Linked DNA regions of Homo sapiens: region 2 is linked to region 1. The links are chromatin loops, found by intact Hi-C in ENCODE. Cell type or tissue: Calu3. All regions are shown on one strand. Each heading gives the region's core, and the rest is flanking DNA. Links, peaks and the distances in the headings are about the cores only. Region 1 overlaps CAVIN2-AS1 (CAVIN2 and TMEFF2 antisense RNA 1). Region 2 overlaps CAVIN2-AS1 (CAVIN2 and TMEFF2 antisense RNA 1).

Evidence for each region. Hi-C counts contacts between places; a loop is a spot of excess contacts. Peaks named below come from ENCODE experiments on the same cell type or tissue, not always from the same donor. Only the 100,000 strongest peaks of a DNase experiment are listed, where the experiment ranks them.
Region 2: it touches region 1 in a loop (2.2-fold over the local background); 3 of 110 quality-filtered maps call a loop at or near these places.

What each region holds. Positions count from the first base shown.
Region 1 is chr2:191,875,466-191,880,856 of GRCh38, reverse strand. The region is part of intron 1 of CAVIN2-AS1 (CAVIN2 and TMEFF2 antisense RNA 1); the gene reads right to left. It also overlaps the pseudogene DNAJB1P1. Among named protein-coding and RNA genes, the nearest start is that of CAVIN2, 31 kb to the right of the region's middle. In Calu3, for the core only: no CTCF peak of the experiment used is centred there; no DNase peak of the experiment used is centred there.
Region 2 is chr2:191,925,209-191,930,599 of GRCh38, reverse strand. All of the region lies in intron 1 of CAVIN2-AS1 (CAVIN2 and TMEFF2 antisense RNA 1), which reads right to left. Among named protein-coding and RNA genes, the nearest start is that of CAVIN2, 81 kb to the right of the region's middle. In Calu3, for the core only: no CTCF peak of the experiment used is centred there; a DNase peak (open chromatin) is centred at 3,109.

The sequences.
Region 1 (5,391 bases), core at 297-5,296:
AGACCAGCAGCTGGACTTGATCCCTCTGAGTCCCTTTGCTTCTGGCTGGTAGATAATGTCGACCCGCTGTCTTGGTTCCCAGACCCTGTACGCTCCTCCGTTTCTGTTGTATGATCAGTTCTTGGCTTATTCTGTATTTGTCTCCCATGTCTTGCTCTTCCCCTGAAGAATTCTGTCTTCTCTTTGGCCATCTCAAATTGAGAACCTAAACTATTCCTGCAGAACTGCCTGGCTGGTGCCCACAAGCAATACCCCTTTTTCCAGCAGCACCAAGGGAGCCAGCCTCCAGTGAGTGACTCCAGCAAGTGCAGCCACCTCTCTCTTGAGAGTCTGGGAGCCTGGACCCATCAAGGGGCCCTCCTGACCTCTGGCTCTAGTGAAGCTGAATGTCCTCACTTTGTGGGTCACACTCTTTCCATTTCTGTAAGGCAATCTTGGCACACCTGGGGCTTACCAGTGGCCCAGGTAATTTTTTGTTTCATGGACTATGGACTCTTTCAAAGGGATATGATCCTTTTGAATTTTGCACAGCCCTAGATATAATCCCTTTTCATAAATGGGTCTTTGCTTCTGATTACAGGAGCACTGTGGAACATCTATAAATATGTTTTTATAATTCCATGTATAGTTGATGTACACTCAAATAAAACCTGTCCCCAGCAGCCACTGCTCTTTGTATAGGGCCATAATGGAATTCTGAAGAAATCTTGGGGAGGGAGGGGGAGTTGGAACAAATGTCTGTTCCCTGGAGGCCAGTCTGGTGCTCAGACCTTTAGACTTACTGTAAGTTGCCACTGCCAACATGAGACCAAAGTGTGTGACTTGTCAATGCTGCATGACAGCATTAAAGACTGATGCTAAGCCTTAATTAAAAAAAAAAAAAAAAAAGCCACTTCTTTTCTTCTTTCCTGGTAAATTTGCCATAAACCTTCTCCAAGACCTTAGATAAGAAAATGTGTGGCATTATCTGTGCTTTTAGGCAGCAAAGAAAGAACAGGGAGTGACTGATGACCATTTTCTCCCCATCACTAGTGCTGCCTAATGATCTGTTTGCTCCACAACCTTCCAGGTGACTTAGGGATACAGTTCTCCTCACTTAGTCCTGGCTCCCTCATCTTCTCCCTCACGCCTTCATGGTACCACTCTGATTTCTATATGTTTCACATCTCCTATCACAGCTTCATTTTATTATTAACACAAGTTATCATGTCATGGGAGAGGTACTTGCATGATGGCTTGGGTATCTCAACAGTCACATGACTGATAAACTCTTAAAATCACTCAGGTAAGAACTGCTGCAGCAGATCGAATAGAATTGATAAAGAAAACCATATTTCTAAATGCCTACAGCAACCTCTAGGTCAGTTTCCTTCTCTGACTCAAAAATAAGAAAGGAAGGAGAAGAATCCACCAGCATAATGTGATGAGAAGTGCAAGGTGAAATAACAATGCAGGTCAAGCTGGCATTTGTTGTTACTAAAAGTGATGAGCTGCTATTCCTTCCCCTATAACTGCTTTTCCTCCTTCAGGAAAAATAATTCTATATCAGTTATTATCTTTCCTAAGCAATAGAGTATGAGAATTTTTTCCCACTATAAGATGATAGCCCCATTGTAAAATAAGGATGACCATTACCTCTGAGTATGACACTGTTTTTGGAAAACAACAATTATTCACATAATACCATTAACAAAAATACTTTAAAGTGGTGCTTTCCAAATTTTAATGTGCCTATGAATCACCTGAAGATCCTGCTAAAAATTAGATTCTGCTTCAGAGGGTCTGGGGTGTGGCCTAAAATTCTGCATTTTTAATAAACTCGTGGGTAAAAGTCAATGTTGTCAGTCTGCCAATCACATTTTGTGTAGCAAGACTAACCATTACCTTCAGCATTATATTTTTGATTACTCTGGATTTTGTTTTGCTTCCTAGAATATGCTAGTTTTCTACTGGATTTGACTTTTGATCAGGACCATTGGTCTTCCAGTGCTTGGAAGTTCTCTGGTGACAGGCTTTAATACTTCAACTTTTTAATGACTATAGTTGGTTATGTATTATGTTTCCCAGTGTTAGCTGCATTCTTTGGCTATGATTCATGCACTACATTTACTGTTAATACGTAATGTAAGTCACTTTGCTGATGTGTTGAAGTTGGTAATTAAATCCTTTAAAAATCCAGTAAGCAAGAGTCAGATTGCTTAAGAAATACTGAATTTCTTTGGAAAATATCAAGGCCCTAACAATCACCTTTCAAGAGGGAAAAAAAATCTATTTTACCAATTTTACTTGCTCCTTAGTAGAGCAAGAGCTATGAAAATCATGGAAGAGAACTTTGAATAAAAATACTGTTATTTTACCTTTTGATTCAGATCCTATAATTTCAAAGAAAGTCTTTGAAGATAGATTGATTTTGATAATTTTCTTCATTGCACTTAACATCACCTGGAGCCAATCAAAAGAAATCAGAAAATCTAACATTTGAGTGTGAAGCAAAAACAACACCTTTATATGTTAAACTTCAGTGTTTCTGAAAGTGAGAGTTTGAAAGGCTGAGAGGTTGAAAGCTCTGGTTTCATCCATTCACATAAGAAAGGAACATAGTGTCTTGTCCACAGACAAATTCAAATCACATTTGCTAAGCTGGTGGTTCTATCTGAAACCTCTCTTAAGTACGATGTGTTGATCAAGCCAAAGTGTGCCCTGTAATTTGTTTTACAGATAAGCATCCTCTAAAGTCTATGGTTGAGAATATTCTATTTCCTCGAAACCTATGCCAATTTATTTTCAAAGTGCCAAGTTGGGATGGTATTTGGGTATGCAGGAGGATATATTGCGCAATTGTCATTTAACCATAGATTAAATGTCTGCATAAAAAGGAATGCGTTTTACAATTTTCAAATTGATGAAAGTTTTATGGGGAGATGTAATGAGAATAAGGATGTATTTTATGCAGGGGGGAATGCTATCTGGCAGTAAGAACCAAAGATGAGGATTTAAGAGTCTAGGATTGAATTGGTGGCATCACAAAAGATGTCTTTAGGCATGGATGCTCCAAGGTAGGTCAAAAGAGCATCAACGGAATCATAGATGCTCACTGCTTCCTTTGAAACCTCAAAGACTCCCTGGTTCCCAGGGTATAAGGAGAGGGCAGGATCACCTGTGTGAAGCTGGGCACATTATTGAAAGGAGCACAGCATAGAGCAGAGGTGGCATAACATGATGGTCAGAGGAATGGACTCCCCAGCTCGACTGCCTATGTTTCAATCTGCTTACTAACTGCGTGACCTTGGGGAGAGTATTTAACTTCCTTGTGCCTCAGTTTCTAAGCCATAATGAAATGAAAATAATAATAGTATCTACCCCATAGGGTTGTTACAAGGAGTGAGTAACAGTTGTATAATGCTCAGATCAGTCTCTCATGTAAGTGTGAGCGGTTTGTTTGTTAAGTAAATGAATCAATAATTAAGCAAAGTGGTTTAGATGTACATTCTCTAGACTCAGGTTGCCTAGTTTCAAATTCCAGCTCTCTGCCACTCTACTGGGCAAGTTACTAGTCTTAGGTTACTCACATAATACCATCTACTATTAAATGAGTGGTCTCGGGCAAGTTACTAGCCTATCTGAGCTTGGTTTATTCATATAGCAATATACTTTCTAAAGTTGATATATGTTAGTTTCCTACCCCATACTAGTCTTATCATTAAATTTGATAAGTATGCCATCAACTGACTGGAAAACCTTTAAGTGAGAAAAGGGCAAAGAAAGAAAACAAGACAAACACCCTTTAACATTGCACCAGAAGTATTCTTCCAGGTTAGCATCCACACATAAATCAACCCTCCCTGGGCACAGTCGTTCATCAATTATGACTTCACTTCACAGTGCTGTCATGCAGCCCATATTTGACTATTTAGTCTACAAAAATAATATCTTTTTACTGCATGTTTTTTAGTACACAGTACACAATGATAACACATTCCATTTATATAGCACATTAATGTTTTGTAAAGCCTTTCACATCCATTATTTTATTTAACTAGACATACTGTAAGAGGCTCATTTGTCTTTGAAGAAGCAGCATTGAGGAGGAAAATTCCAAATTTAATTTAAAACCATGTTTTTACTGCTACCAGGAGTTATCATTGAAAATAGTACTTCCATCAATGGTTCTTTTTCAGTGGCAGATGGTAGTCACTGCATCTCTGGATGTTCGCTGCAGTGGACAAAGCCATCCCAACATTAAAATAATTCTTCATGTACTCCCCTTTCCTCTTTTCTGTTTCCATCTAATCTCATATCATCATATCACCCACTATTTTGAAAACATCTCTACTTAAAGGAAAAGTAAAATGTTTTCACAGATGTATTCAGAGTCTCTGCTCATCTACCACTATGGTGAATTTGTCTATAACTCCCTTTCCTTGAGCCCAATACCTGCAGATGAGGTGTGTGCTGCACTCCAACACTTGGTCAGTGTACAGCCTAAGCATTAGTATTACCTCAGTGTTCCTCCTCTTCAGCCCATGATCCCTTTGCCCAGGATTTCCTTGTTTTATTTATTACCTGGACTTCTTTTTTACTTAACAAAAAAGTATTTTATCTCCTACTTTCAAAAGGAATCTGAGGTGTCCTAAAAACACATGAGCAAATCGGGGGTGTAAAGAGAGAAATAAGAAATGGCCTCCCCAGCTCTCCCTCTCACTGTCCTCAGCTTTACCATTGTCGTTCCCATCCATGCTCCACACTCAGACAGAGGTCACTTCATTCCAATAATCACAGTTTTATATCACTCTGTCAAGTGAATGTAAACTTTGGTTGCAGCCAACAGAGTCTTCTAAGGACTAATTTTTTTTTCTACTTTTCCTAACCCAGAATTCTCCATTTAAGGCCCTTGTAGGTCTCTGGAGACCTCATGTGCCTGGTTCTTCCTTTCCTGCCCTCATAACTTTCCCAAGAAGTTTATTTTATTTATTTCACAACATTTATATCAAGGTCTTAGTCTGCTCAGTCACTGTGCCTACTACATACACATGTCCTGTTACATACATCCACATTACATACATGTAATGCATGTGTGCATTACACGATGAGCTCATTTAATCCTCAGAACAATGCTTATGGGTGCTATTACCCACTTCACAAATGAGAAACTAAAATAGAGAGAGGTAAAGTGATTTCCACAATTTCAAGCTGAGTGGCAGAGCCAGGATGGGCCTCTGACAACCTGAGTCTACAGTCCTGCTCTTTACCTTGCCTCCACCCTGCCTCTCTGCTTCAACCACATGGAACAGCTGCTTTCTCAGGAGCACCTAGCGCCCAACTTACTCCTCAACGTGAGGATCATGACCCAACCTCTCCACAAAGCCACTGCAATGGCGTCACTCATTCTCT
Region 2 (5,391 bases), core at 79-5,078, 50 kb before region 1:
CAAGTATACTGAATGAAACTCTCCAAGGGTGGGGCTGAACTCCCACAGTTGCTTCTATGTTCATCCACTAAAGCTGGAGGCCCACTATGTAAGGAGCTCTTCCAATATGCTTTATTCAACTTTCCTCCTCCTCCCTCCTATCTCATTTAATGCAAGCAGATGTTAGCGTCTTTATCTCAGGACTCTTGTTTATTTCCTTTGAAAAGTCATATTGGATCTAGCAGAGTGGAGGGTCAGAAGGGCATATAGATTGTTCACTAAAAGTTTTGTGTAGACCAAAAGTTACAGGACAAAACATTACAGGCTAATAGTGTTATCATGTCAAAAGGGAACACGTACTTGAGACAATTCCAAAGAATATCATTTTCTCACTAGTGTAACGAGGTATTACCATATTGGTCTCTCAGATTAATGTAGCAACTTTTCCCTAATGAGCTCTAAGCTGTTCCATTAGAATAGCTATAAAAGTAAGACAAAACAAAATAAATATTGAGTCACCCAAAGTGGGTATTTTTTTTTCCTGAGAGAGAATTGCACTCCATCACCCAGGCTGGAGTGCAGTGGCCTGATCTCAACTCACTGCAACCTCTGCCTGGCTGTTCTCGAACTCCTGGCCTCAAGTGATCCGCCTACCTCAGCCTCCCAAGTGCTGGGATTACAGGCAGGAGCCACTGTGCCTGGCCGGTATTACCAATTGGAAAGGGGAGAAATAAACTCCAGTTGTCCCAATCCTCAGTAGAATATTGCTATATCTATCTATTCAACATCAAGTGTGGGTAATGGGATAAAGCACTCAATGGAATCCCCAATATTGCATTCTGTAATTTGAATGGCAAATGGGATCTGCAGTAATGCAGATAACAAAATAATATTTACTATCTGTGTACATAGCTCATCTATTAGAGAAAAGCAACAAATAAATACACACATGCAAAAAAATGATGTGAAAGAAGGTAGAGATCTAGTAACTGCAGTTTTCTCAAAAATTGCTTTGTAGAGTGATGATAAAATTCCCAAACCACATGCACTGAGTTCCCAACTTATGTACACACAGCCCCTAGCAGGAAGAGCAGCCAAGTCACATGCTATAACTGAAGCTAAGGACAATCACCGGAAAACACCATTAACCCCTACTTTCCTTTCTTTTACACCCACCCCCACGTCTGGCTTTTGAGTTTTGCGCAGAGTAAACAAGACTATACTCGTACATTCCACCAATGAAGAATTTTATTTTATACTTGTTCAAAATCATGGAGGGCTGTAAGGACTTTCCAATTAAAGCAACCTTGTAAAGTCTTACAATTCTGTCATTCTTTAAGGAGTTCCTATTAAGTCTTAAATGCTTCAGAGATTAAAAGGGTATATTAATGTTATCGGGGACTTGAGATAAAATGCCGTGCCTTGCAGGGTATCTTTGCAGTTAATGAAAACATTTTCATCATATTCTAAGTCTATTATGCCAGATCTTCATTTCATAAGTTGTAAGATAATCTTATTTTAATTAGAGGAGATATACCAAGTACATTAGAGTAATACAGTTAAATATATTCATCAACTTTGTTCTTGTCAGGTAAAATGCCTCCTTCAGAGTTTGTTACTCTGATGGGCTATCACAGATGTAAGTAAAATGGTGTGTGGGTGTGTGTGTGTGTGTGTGTGTGTGAATTCTGAATGATTTCTGTAGAATTCATGAATAAAAGACTGTTTTCTGAGGAGGACCCTATATAACCCTCTCAAAGGCTACACTGTCCAATATGATAGACACTTTCAAATGTGGCTACTAAGTACTTGACATATGGCTGGTTCTAATTGAAATGTGCTGTAAATAGAAAGTACACACTGGATTTCAAAGATTTAGTATAAAACATATAAAAATCGTATTAATAATGTATATATTGATTACATGTTAAGATCATTACATTTTAACTACTGGGGTTAAATAAAATATATCATTGAAAATTTCACCTGTTGCTTTTTACTTTTCAGAATATGGTAACCAGAAAATTTTAAGTTGGGCATGTAATGCACAATACATTTCTCTTAGACTCTGATGCTCTATATCATCTAACCAACATGTAAGATCAAACCTTAATTATCTGTGGCATATTATCCATGTTGTAAGTAATAAACCAAATGATAAAATGATGAATCTCGAGTTGGCTCTTCCTAAATTTTGAACAAGTTACCACTCACTTCTCCCCCTTGTCCAGTCAGTTAAATGCAAGTATGGAAACGCTAGCCTTAACAACTGCCCACAAGGCTGGTCTGTGGCTACAGAAGGAAGTTGGATAGCACCTCCCAAAACTAGACATGGATCCTATGATTCTCAGGAGTGGATTGTGAAATAAAGCCAGAAGTAGCTTGTGGGAGAACCACTCATTAACAGCAATTACACTTATGAGCCAGACATTCAAGTGGGACAGGGAAAGCCTCAAGTTCCATTTCCATCTTGTGATTTTGCAATTCGTGAAAGGGAAAGGAAGAGAAAAGTACACATATGGGTAGGAAACGTTTTCAAAATAAACAAGTACCCCATAGAGACCACATTAAAACACCTCATTGGGAGACCAGGAGAAATGTGAGCTACAATCAGAACAGAGAGCTCTTCAACAAGAGCCTCAAATGCCAAGTTGGTAACACGAAAAGGCCATACAAATATTTTTAAATGTAAAACTTGCTACTCTCAAAGAAAAGGAATGTAGAGCAGGTCAGAAGCAAACTAAAAACAAATGGTCCATGAAGAAATCAATAGAGCACCTCACAGGGGAGTCCAAAGCAAAAATGCAAACCCCTTTAAGTATAACAAAGTCAGGAAGCCAGCTAGAAAATGCAAAGGCCATTCAGGGATGAAAAGGTGATAGCAGGAAGGATCGATGAATTGTTTGCTTCAGTCTTTACTGAAGAAGACTTTAGAAAAGAGTCTCACTTGCATCTTGCTTTAAAGCCGTCAGGTCAGAGGAATTGGAACAAACAGTGGAAAACAGGACTTTCCCAGACCCAAGTGGCAAACGAAATGTAAATAAATCACCAGGCCCAGATGGCATTCACCCAAGACTGCTAAAGGAACTCAAGGGTAAAATATGGAACCGGTGGCCAAAATGTGTGACCTGTTGTTAATAACCACTACTATGTGAGAAGAATGGCAGCTTGCCAGTGTGACTCACACCCATAAGAAGGACTCCAGAGGAGATTCTGGAAACAAAAGGCTCTCAATCTGATTTCTAATCTTGATATGATAATGGCATCTCCATAAAAGTTACAGATGCAATATCCATGAGAGTTACGGTTTATATATTGAGGAGTCTTGGCTAATAACCTTTGAGAGACAATTTAGATGACTTGGACCAGATACTAAGAAGTTATGGAAATTCTGTTGAATTTCTTAAAGAGTACTTTTCTGTTATCAGATAGATGTATGTATGGATGAAATTATATGGTATTCAGGATTCACCTTAAAATATTCCTAGAAAAAAGAACTGAGGGAAAAGGATAGATATAACAACAACAAAAAAGAAAGCAACATGTTGCTAAGATGGGTACACAGTAGTTTATAACCTTTTCTCTCCACTTTTGTGTGTTTGAAAACCTCCATAATAAAGCTAAAAATTAATCAAGAAGGGAATATAGAAATAAGCATATGTCCAAAGGGAAACCACTGAGTGCTATTTATTTAGACTTTCGAAACATTTTGACAAAGTTTCACACCAACATTTTACACACACACACACACACACACACACAGTGGGTTTCAAGTTTGTAGGTGATATGAAACTCACTTCAGTAGTGAACTGTCTGAGCTTACAGGGAAAATAAAATACAAACAACTACAACATCAACACTTCCAACACTGCCTAAGTAGAAAGAAAACTGGTGTATGATCTTTAACATGTGCCATTGTTAAAGGATTAACCTTAGAGAACAGTGATATAGACATATATGTGTAAGATATGAGATCTTATCAATTACTAAAAGTCTAAACCAATGTTTAGAAAGAACTAGAAACAATTTTTCCTAAAATCAGCTTACTTTGCTTCTGTAGTTAAGGAGAAACACAATGCTGGGCACCCCTAGGAAAGGGTTTTGGAAATAAAACATTTTTAAAATTAGATATGTCTGAGGCAGCAAAGTATCTGCTTTTCCTGGATGAATTCACATCTCAATGACAGTACAACTAAACTGAATGAAGTATAGAGAGCAGCATGTAGAATCATTAGAGAGGTTGACTAGACTCTGTATCAAGATAGACTCAAACAATTAAAACTTCTAAGCTGAGAAACACAAAGCTTAGGTGATATATTAAGATCAATATTTATTGAGTAAAAAAAGCATACAAAATGACTGAATGTGGCTTCATTTACCAGTTCCTAGAACTAAGGACTTCTTGAAATGTTACCTCTTTAGTTCTCAAACTAAATTAATAAAACACTATACGGTGTGAGTAAACTTTAAAAAGATGTTACCCCCAAGAAAGTGTTGCAACTAAAAGTACAAAGGCATGGAAAGTAAAGTTTCCATACATTTATGTCCAAGTTATTAAAGATCACTGGTAGATACTTAGAATAACAAATCCACTTTTTTGTAGAGAAGAAACTAATAAGATCAAAAATACTACAATATTTCTTGGTACCCCTCAGAGTTGGAATAGTAAGCTACATGGACAACTCTAGTGTACACGTATTGGATTAGCTTCATCTTTGATATATTGGTGTCACTTTTCTCCTTCACTATAATTGAACATTAACTATGACACCAAACTTTTAGTTGCATAGTTCAGTATCACAAACCATAACTTTACTATGAAGAGACAATCAACTACAACTCATGTAACAAAAAGTGTCCATTAAAAGTTCCAAATATTTGTTTTGTTATATTATTTGTATACAAAGAGTTTAACTCATCATTGACTAGAAAATTAGCATTAATAAATTATTTTCTTTAGTTTTTCCCTAAGAACAATTAGCAATAATTTTATGAACATTAGTTGGCTAAATCCTTTACTCATCCTAAAAGATGATATTTCAATAAGATATTATTATTTTAATGTGTTATTCACAGTATTGACTTCTTTTTTTTTTTTTTTTTTAAAGTTGAGTCTTGCTCAGTTGCCCAGGCTGGAGTACAGTGGTGCGATCTCAGCTCACTGCAACCTCCCCCTCCTCCGTTCAAGTGATTCTCCTGCCTCACTCAGTCTCTCAAGTAGCTGGGATTACAGGCGTGTGCCACCATGCCCGGCTAATTTTTGGATTTTTGGTAGAGGCAGGGTTTCACCACGTTGGCCAGGCTAGTCACAAACTCCTGACTCAGGTGATTTGCCTGTCTCGGCCCCACAAAGTGCTGGGATTACAGGCGTGAACTACCCACACCTGGCCATCACAGCACTGACTTCTAAAT